Regions from separate parts of the Homo sapiens genome. Here region 1 is linked to region 2. The links are chromatin contacts, found by Hi-C or POLR2A ChIA-PET in ENCODE. All regions are on one chromosome and are shown on one strand. Each heading gives the region's core, a stretch centred on a gene start or an enhancer-like site at or near the end of the contact. The rest is flanking DNA. Distances are from core to core; before and after follow the strand shown. Region 1 holds the start of ZNF541 (zinc finger protein 541). Region 2 overlaps BICRA (BRD4 interacting chromatin remodeling complex associated protein).

Region 1 (4,214 bases), core at 683-3,182, 130 kb after region 2:
TATCTGAGCACCTAGAACAGAGACCCAATAAAAACTTGCTAAATGAAGGGATCCTAAAGCAAGATGACAGGCCCTCTTCTTTCCTCTGTTTCCTCCCCCAATAATCAATTAAAAAAAAAAAAAACTTTGAGGTATAATTTACATAAAAGTCACTCACTTAAGTGTATACTTACTGATTTTTAGAAATTTACTGAGTTGTGCAACCATCACCATAACCCTTTTTTTCCCCCATCAGAGTCTCGCTCTATCCCCCAGTCTGGGGTGCAATGGCCTGATCATATAGCTCACTGCAGCCTTGGACTCCCAGGCTCAAGCGATCCTCCTGCCTCAGCCTCCCAAGTAGCTGGGACTACAGGCGCATGCCACCATCTCCAGTTAATTTTTTTTTTTTTTTTTTTTTAGAGACAGGGTTTCACTAGGTTGCCCAGGTTGGTCTCAAACTCCTAGGCTCAAGGGATCCTCCTACCTTGGCCTCCCAAAGAGCTGGGATTACAGGCGTGAGCCACCACGCCTGGCCCATAGCTCAGTTTTAGAATATTTCCATTACCCAGATAAGATCCGCGATGCCCCTTTCCACCCCGGGCAACCACTAATCTGCTCTCATTCTCCACAGATCTTCAGCACTCCGTTTCTAAGGAATGAATTATCTGCCTCAGTTGCAGGACAGTTCAAACCCCTTGGCCAGGTCGGGCACGGTGGCTCAGGTCTGTAATCCCAGCACTTTGGGAGGCAGAAGCAGGCGGATCACCTGATCACCCGAGGTCAGGAATTTAAGACCAGCCTGGCCAACATGGTGAAACCCCGTCTCTACTGAAAATACAACAAATTAGCCGGGCGTGGTGGCACGTGCCTGTAATCCCAGCTACTCGGGAGGCTGAGACAGGAGAATCGCTTTAACCCGGGAGGCGGAGATTGCAGTGAGCCGAGATCGCACCACTGAACTCCAGCCTGGGCGGCAGAACAAGACCCTGTCTCAAAAAAAAAAAAAAAGAAAAAAAAGATGGTCCTTGGCCAGTCGGCACCAGGGCCTACCGCCCTTCCCAACACAGCTCAGCACGGAGCAGGGGCCCCAGATGGCTCAGCCTTTCCCCAAAGAAGGGAGGAATAGGCTGGGCGCGGTGGCTCTCACCTATAATCCCAATGCTTTGGGAGACTGAGGCAGGAGGATCGCTTGAGCCCAGGGGAACCAGGCTAGCCTGGGCAACATGGCGAGACCTTATCTCTAAAAAAAATGTAAAAATTAGCAAGGTGTGGCGGCGCCCGCCTGTGGTCGCTGCTACTCAAGAGACTGAGGCAGGAGGATCGCCTGAGCCCAGGAAGGGGAGGGTGCGGCAGCCGTGATCGCAGCCTGGGGAACAGGGAGAGACCCTGTCTCTGAAAAAAATTTTAAAAAAAGGGAGGAGCAGCTCGCCCCACATCTCCCCCACCCAATGACGCAGAAGAGACCCTGAGAGACTCCCGCGCTCGCGACAGGGTCCTCGGAAACAGACGATACGGCCTCCCAGCACCAGGACGCTGCTCAGAGGCCCCTCCGGGGACTGGGGGCAGCCATCCAGCGGCCGCCACCGCGTTCTAACACCGCCCACCAGGAACAATGGCTGGAGTGGAGGCTCCCGGGACTCTCGGCCTCGGGATGCGGGTCTTGGGGGACTGGCCCCTCCCCCCGCCGCTCCTCCCCGGCTCACTCTTCTCACTCTCCGCCCTCAACCGCCCCCTCCCAAAATGGCGACCAACCGCCTCCTTTCCCGCCCGCGGCAAGCCCCGCCCCTCGGAGAAGCAGCCGAGAGCGCGCGGCCAGGAGGCACGCGCGAGGCCGCTCTGGGAGGCGTGAGGCGGCCCGCGGTCACGTACGCGCGCCTGCGCCGCGCGTGAGCGAGGAGATCCGGGGGTGGGCCGGGCTGCGCGTGCGCCCCGGGCGGCGCGGGGAAGGCGGGAGGCCGCTGGGAGCCCCGCGAGGCGCCAGGCGCGAGGCCCGGCGCGCGAGCCCCCGGGGGCGGGTAAAACCCGGTTGCTGCTGCCCCTGCCCCTCCCTTTCCTCCTTATCCCCCATTACTATTATTTCCTCTTTTTTCAACCCCTCCCCCTTTTTACAATCTCATTCGTTTCTTGATTTCTTTTTTTAGGGGGCCCCATCTGCCTTTCGAGGGGCGCAGCAGGCGCGGCGGGCGCCCCTCACCCTGCGTCACGCACGCATCTTCTGCAACCCAACAGCTCCGGGCCCCGCTGCACCCCACAGGCCCTTCCCCCTTGGAGAAGACCCTCCTCAGGATCCCCTGGCCCGCTGCACCCCCTTTTCTTTCCCACTCCGTCCCCCCGGGCCTCAACTGCCCCCTCGCAGCCCCCCAGCTCGCGCCGCGGGCCCTACCCGACCTCCCCACCTTCTGCATCTGGGCCTTGCATTCGCTAGCCTCTTCCAGGCCCCTTCTGCTCAGAATCCCCCTTCCTCCTCCATAGTCCCACTTTGGGGCACCCAGATTTATCCCTTTTTAGGATCTTCCAGCAAAACTCCAAATCTCTCCTCCTTTCCTTGACATGCCCCTCCCCCTCCTTTAAGTAACTTCCCTTAGCGCAAAAAAAGAAAAAAAATTAACCCAGTTTTTTTTCATCCGTTCAGGATCACTTTCCAGCAAAATTTTTTTCTTCACACCTAGAGTGCCCCTTTTTGGAATATCTTCGCTTAGAACAAACCAACTAATTCCTTCCAGTTTCTCTCTCGTCTAATATTTATGTTTCCAGTCCTCCTCACCTACCCCCAACTTTCCAGCAAATATCCTTATTTTATCACCAATTCTGCCCTAATTAAGTTTCTCCCGGTAAAATTCTCTAGGTCTCTTCCCACGGGGGAAAAATAAGGAAAGAAGGAACAATTATTTCTTCTTACCAAAAAAACCTTTCCTCCTCACTCAAATCTCCGCTGTTGATACTGCTTTCTGCCTTCTTCCAAAAATTGTTGCTCTTCTCCATTTTCACATCTCTGTTCTTGTTTCTTTGGGACCCAAGTCCTGACTGCTTCTTCCTTCCCACCACCTGCTTTCAGGGCAAAAGAAATTGGGAGTATCCTGCATTTACCACTCAGTGTTCCAGGAGGACATATCCAGTGGTCTGCTTGTCACCTGAACCCCCTCCCTGTGGGGCCTAAACTGGGTCCTCCTGTTCCCTGGAGATTCACTAACTTGCTCTTCTGGTGAGTTTCCTTCCTTTGCACTGAGCCAAAGACACCTGCTTTGTTGGATAGATCTCGTTCTTTCTCAAGAGGGTTTCTAAGCAATACCAAAGTCCGTACTAATGGTAATCATACAAGTTACTGCTTTGGAGAAGTCAAACAGGGAAAAGGGCTATTTATTGTGCATGTTGACCTGTTAGGAGGAGTGCAGACATAGATTGATGTGTGTTTCTTTATTGATGTTTATTGCAAAAAACGTTTTTCCTTCCCTAGCTCAGGGTGGCAACTCAGATACTTACAGGTAAGGCACAGGTAAAGGGAAGAAGTAAGGATTGTCGTGAAGCAAAGATTGTATGTCCCATCTAAGTGATGCCAGGCAGTGGAAATGCCAGGCCAGTGTTGCCAGAACTTTCGATTTCTTTGAGAAGAGGCCAGAAAACTATCCTTAGGTGAAACCTTCTGATTTTTAAATGCTAGCAACACATTTGATAATTTAAGAATTAAATAAGACAGCGTAGGCTGGGCGCAGTGGCTCATGCCTGTAATCCCAGCACTTTGGGAGGCCGAGGCGGCTGAGGAGTTTGAGACCAGCCTGGCCAATATAGTAAAACCCTGTCTCTACTAAAAATACAAAAAATTAGTTGGATGTGGTGGCAGGCGCCTGTAGTCCCAGCTACTGGGAAGGCTGAAGCATGAGAATCGCTTGAACCTGGGAGGCGGAGGTTGTGGTGAGCCGAGATTGCACCACTGCACTCCAACCTGGGCAACAGAGCGAGACTCCGTCTCAAAAAAAAAAAAGACAGCATAGGGAACTTATAAAATATGCCTGCCGGCCACCACTTTGGAATTTTCAGTTTCGGGTTTCTTTCTTTTAGATGCGTGTCTGCTTGGGCACATGTGTATGTGGACATGCAGGACTTTTTCTTATTGGAATAGTAGTTCTCAAACTTTTTTTTTTTTTTTCTTTTTGAGATGGAGTCTCTCTCTGTTTCCCAGGCTGGAGTGCAGTGGTGCGATCTCGGCTCACTGCAACCTCTGCCTCCTGGGTTCA
Region 2 (4,179 bases), core at 578-3,077:
TCGCTCCTGGCCCCTCCTTCACTATGGCCACCCCTTTGCACTCATTTAAGTACCAATGACTACTTTTTCAAAATTAAGGTCCAGAGCTCGACGTAAAAAGCCTGCGCCTGGCAGCACAAAGCAGGGACCATGCTTTTATCCAGGGAAGCCCTGGAGTTGGAATGTGGGCAAAGGCTAAGGGAATATTCTGGAAACTCTGGCAGCTGGGATCTGCCTGTACCGTTTCCTGCAGACAGGAGACTAGAGTGAGGCCAGCGAGCCACCTAAGGTGCAACACTTAAGGAGGTGCTCACTCTCAGGGTCCCCAAGCAAAGGACTGGCACCCAAGAGTGGGCGTTACCTTATATATTTTGCAACCTAGGCGCCTGCTCTCCTGTTTTGTGTCCCACGGGGGTGGCAGAAATATTCCCCCCATCCCAGAGTGGTGGGGGTGGAAGGGCCACACAGGGATGGAGGAAGATGGATGTGGGCTATCTGGTCTGAGAGGCGGGAGGTCAGGGGAGGCACAGCTGCCAGCAGGAAGGTGGAGCTGGGGCACCGCCTAGTGGTGGAGTGAGGTAGGGCCACACACCCACTCCCCGCCCTGAATCTAACTCTTCTGCCCAGGTGGGGTGGGGGCACCTCTCCCTCCCCTCCCCTCTCACTCCCCCCTCTCACCCGGCTTCTCCTTGGCCAGCTGTTTATCCAAGGCAAGGGTGGTCTTCTCCTCCTGAATGAACATTCGGTCGATCATTACCATCTCCGCTGAGGGGCTCACCCTCTGGGGTGGGGGAAAAGACGACGTGCGAGTGAACCAGCAAGAAGGGGGAAGGGGCGCGAGCGACGGGGACGATGCGTGCAAGGTCCAAACTGTCCTTGTGATGGGAGCTCCCGCCTCCCTCCCAACCTCCCTCCCGGGGCTAGGAGGGGCGGGAGGCTCCACCTTGCCCAGAGCGGGTGAGGGAAAGGGGCAGTGTCCCAGCGAGGAGGAGCCCAGAGGCGAGGAAGGCGACTCTGACCCTACCCGGGACTCCTCCAGGAGCAGGAGCCGATATTTATTGAGCATGGCCTGGGTGCGTTTCAGCAGCTGCGTGGAGACCGTCTCAAACTCCTCGTCCACTGCGAGGAAGGGAAGAGAGGCAAGGGCGGAGATGTTGGGGGCGGCCGCGGATGCGCAGGAAGGAGGGCGGGGCAGGGTCAGCATAGCGCACCGTGGACCTGCGGCTCCACACTGGCGACGCCCCGCCCCACGGGCTGGGGTCCCCTGGGACATATAGGGCCGTGTCCTGGGGAGGCCTCACCTTTGTGGTAGTCACTGGGGGAGGGGAGGGCGCCCTGGTAGACATGGTAGGGCAGGAGGCGATGCAGGGCGTCCTCAAAGGAGGGGAAGGCCGTCTTGTAGTCGGGGTGCAGGACGGAGCCCTGGTGTTTGTGCAAATGCTCCAGGAAACTGCGGGTGGAAAGGGGAGAGACCACACACGGCGGAGGGTGGGGGGGACGGGTGAGGGCCAGGGGAAGTCCCTGAACCCTCAGCCCCAGGCCGCAACTGAACACAACAGCGGGAAGGGGAATACTTGGGCAGTGGTGTTCCCATGTACTGAACGTGCTTGTTCCATCTCACTGAGTCCCTGGGGCCGACCAAAGCAGTGCTATCGCTATCCCCATTTTACAGAAAGGGAAGGTGAGGTCGAGGAAGTGAAGTCACTCCTCTCCAAAGCACGTAAGGGAGGAAGAGCAGAGCGGGAAGTGAGGCCAGAGCCTGGAAGCTGCTATTCTGCCTCCTGCCACCTGGGGCCAGTGTGGCTCCACCGTGCCTCCTCCAAAGTGCAGCCTTCGGGAAGAAGGGAGGGAGGCTGGATCCTGTCTTCTCACGGGCCGCTTTTGTAGCCCATGTTACAATGGGTTTTGTCTGTTGGCAGTGTGACTGTCTCCCCCACCAGGCAGGCCCAACTCCACCCTCGGCTAAAAACCAGCAGCCTCTCTGCACTGTGGGGGCAGGGACTTTGTGTCACTTACTCCTGTGTTCCCAACATGGGGCTCAGGCCTGGGCACTGAGTGGGGACTTAATTCACACTCCTAGGCCAAGCAGAGGCTCACGCCTGCAATCCCAGCGCTTTGCGGGGCCGAGGCAGAAGGATTGTCTGAGCCCAGGAGTTCAAGGCCAGCCTGGGCAACACAGCAAGACCCTGTCTCTACAAAAATTATTTAAAAATTAGCCGAGTGTGGTGGCACGTGCCTGTAGTCCCAGCTACTCAGGAGACTGAGGTGGGAGGATCACTTGAGACTAGGAGTTTCAGACCAACCTAGGCCGGGCATGGTGGCTCACACTTGTACTCCCAGCACTTTGGGAGGCTGAGATGGGTGGGTCACCTGAGGCCAGAAGTTCAAGACCAGACTGGCCAACATAATGAAACCCCGTCTCTACTAAAAATACAAAAATTAGGCAGGTGTGGTGGCATGCACCTGTAATCTCAGCTACTCGGGAGACTGAGGTAGGAGAATCACTTGAACCCAGGAGGCAGAGGTTGCAGTGAGCCGAGATTGTACCACTGCACTCCAGCCTGGGTGACAGAATGAGACTTCGTCTCCAAAAACAAAACAAAACAAAAACAAAACCAACCAGCCTGGGCAACATAGTAAGACCTTGTCTCCACAATATATATAAAAAAAAATTTTTTTTTTTTGGGTGAGGGCATGCAGTCTTGCTCTGTCGCCTGGGCTGAAGTGCAATGGCATGATCTCGGCTCACTGCAACCTCTGCCCCCCGGACTTATATGTTTTTAAAAAAACACTCATGGTGGGCTGGGCGTGGTGGCTCACACCTGTAATCCCAGCACCTTGGGAGGCCGAGGCAGGTGGATCACTTGAGGCCAACATGGTGAAACTCCATCTCTACTAAAAATACAAAAATTAGCCGAGCATGGTGGCAGACGCCTGTGGTCACAGCTACTTGGGAGGCTGGGGCAGGAGAATCACATGAACGGGGGAGGCGGAGGTTGCAGTGAGCCAATATTGTGCCATTGCACTCTAGCCTAGGTGACAGAGTAAGATTCTGGCTCAAAGAACCCCCCCTAAAACAAAACAAAAAACCCTGGTGGTGGAAGGAGGGCAGGAGAGAGGGCAGGCAGGCATCCAGCATTTACCCATCCATCCGCCCAGACTCCCATCCATCCATCCCCAAACACCCCCCCCATCATCCTCCCAACAGCCATGTCCACCCACTCACTTCCCCCACCCATCACTTCACCCACCCAGTGGGGCTCAGCACCGACGCGGCCCAGCCGTGTGGGAGACATGGAGGGCACAGCAACAACCAGGATGGACCAAACTGCCGCCCTCCTGAGCCCCAGCCTGGCGGAGCCACAGCCCACCCTCCCTCCACCACTCTCTGGTCACCCCATTTTCCAGAGGGGGAAACTGAGGGTCTATGAGGGAACTACATCGCTACCAAGAGGTGGAGCTGGGCTTGGCACTTGGGCCTGCCCAACTCTGCTTCTGGAGGGTGGCCCCATGCTCCCCCAGGTCTCTGGAAGGTACAGGGCAGGCATGCAAGGATGGGGTGTGGACTCACCAGGCTTCCTTGCTGGGCTGAAGCGTGGGGGGCTTCTTCAGGCCACTCAGTTTGCTCTCATACTGGGAGAAGAAAGGCGAGTGAGAGGCCTTTGCCTCCAGAAGCCTTCCCTCCCCCGACCAGCTTCCCCTCTAGCCTAGGATAAAGACGGGACAGGGGACCAGTGTCTCACCCAGGTGGGGGCCTGGCCCCAGCTACAGGATCCCCTGCCCATCACAATGAACCCCAGGGGAAGACCTGGGCTGGGCTGGGGAGTGGACGGAGAGGGTGACAGGCAGGCTGGAGCCCTGGGTGTCCTCTGCCTGGGTTCCCTCCGTCCCCTCGCCCAGGGCTGCCTCTGTGTGACCTCCCTCCTCTGCCGGATGCCTGCTTCCCACATCACCGCCCAGCACCCAGTGCCCCTGCCTCGCACAGTCTCTCTCCCAGTGTGGCTCCTGTCGTTTCGCCCCCCCGCCTCCCTTCCTGGCTTCCCCTCTTGTCCTCAGCGTCTGGCCTTCATTCTGGCATCTCCATCTCTGAGCTTCTCCCGGCCTCTTGGGTCCTGGTCCTCCCACCTGCTCCTCTCCTTGTCTTCTGTCTCCCCCACGTCTTACATCTACAAGTGGCCTCGGCCTCAGCTGTCCCCACCC

The links. A loop is a pair of places that touch in the nucleus more often than their neighbours do. ChIA-PET counts read pairs that join two places held with the same protein, here RNA polymerase II (POLR2A). Pooled maps may share reads with other maps.
Region 1: a loop to region 2 is called in a pooled map, with 2.4 times the contacts of the local background. The contact joins the promoter of ZNF541 here to the enhancer-like site in region 2. A Hi-C loop is called at or near these places in 3 of 50 pooled maps. POLR2A ChIA-PET finds 5 or more read pairs at or near these places in 4 of 52 experiments (Caco-2, H1, HepG2 and 1 more).

What each region holds. Positions count from the first base shown.
Region 1 is chr19:47,570,866-47,575,079 of GRCh38, reverse strand. ZNF541 (zinc finger protein 541) reads left to right here and starts at 1,932. Exons shown (of 17, transcript NM_001277075.3): 1 at 1,932-1,997; 2 at 3,038-3,184.
Region 2 is chr19:47,695,884-47,700,062 of GRCh38, reverse strand. BICRA (BRD4 interacting chromatin remodeling complex associated protein) reads right to left here. Exons shown (of 15, transcript NM_001394372.1): 11 at 3,551-3,612; 12 at 1,281-1,429; 13 at 1,004-1,098; 14 at 658-760. Among named protein-coding and RNA genes, the nearest start is that of EHD2, 15 kb to the left of the region's middle. RefSeq lists enhancers at 397-691, 425-965, 966-1,508. Within about 2 kb of position 1,827, at least 16 of the 41 ENCODE cell types and tissues checked have a DNase peak (open chromatin) inside an H3K27ac peak, as active enhancers do.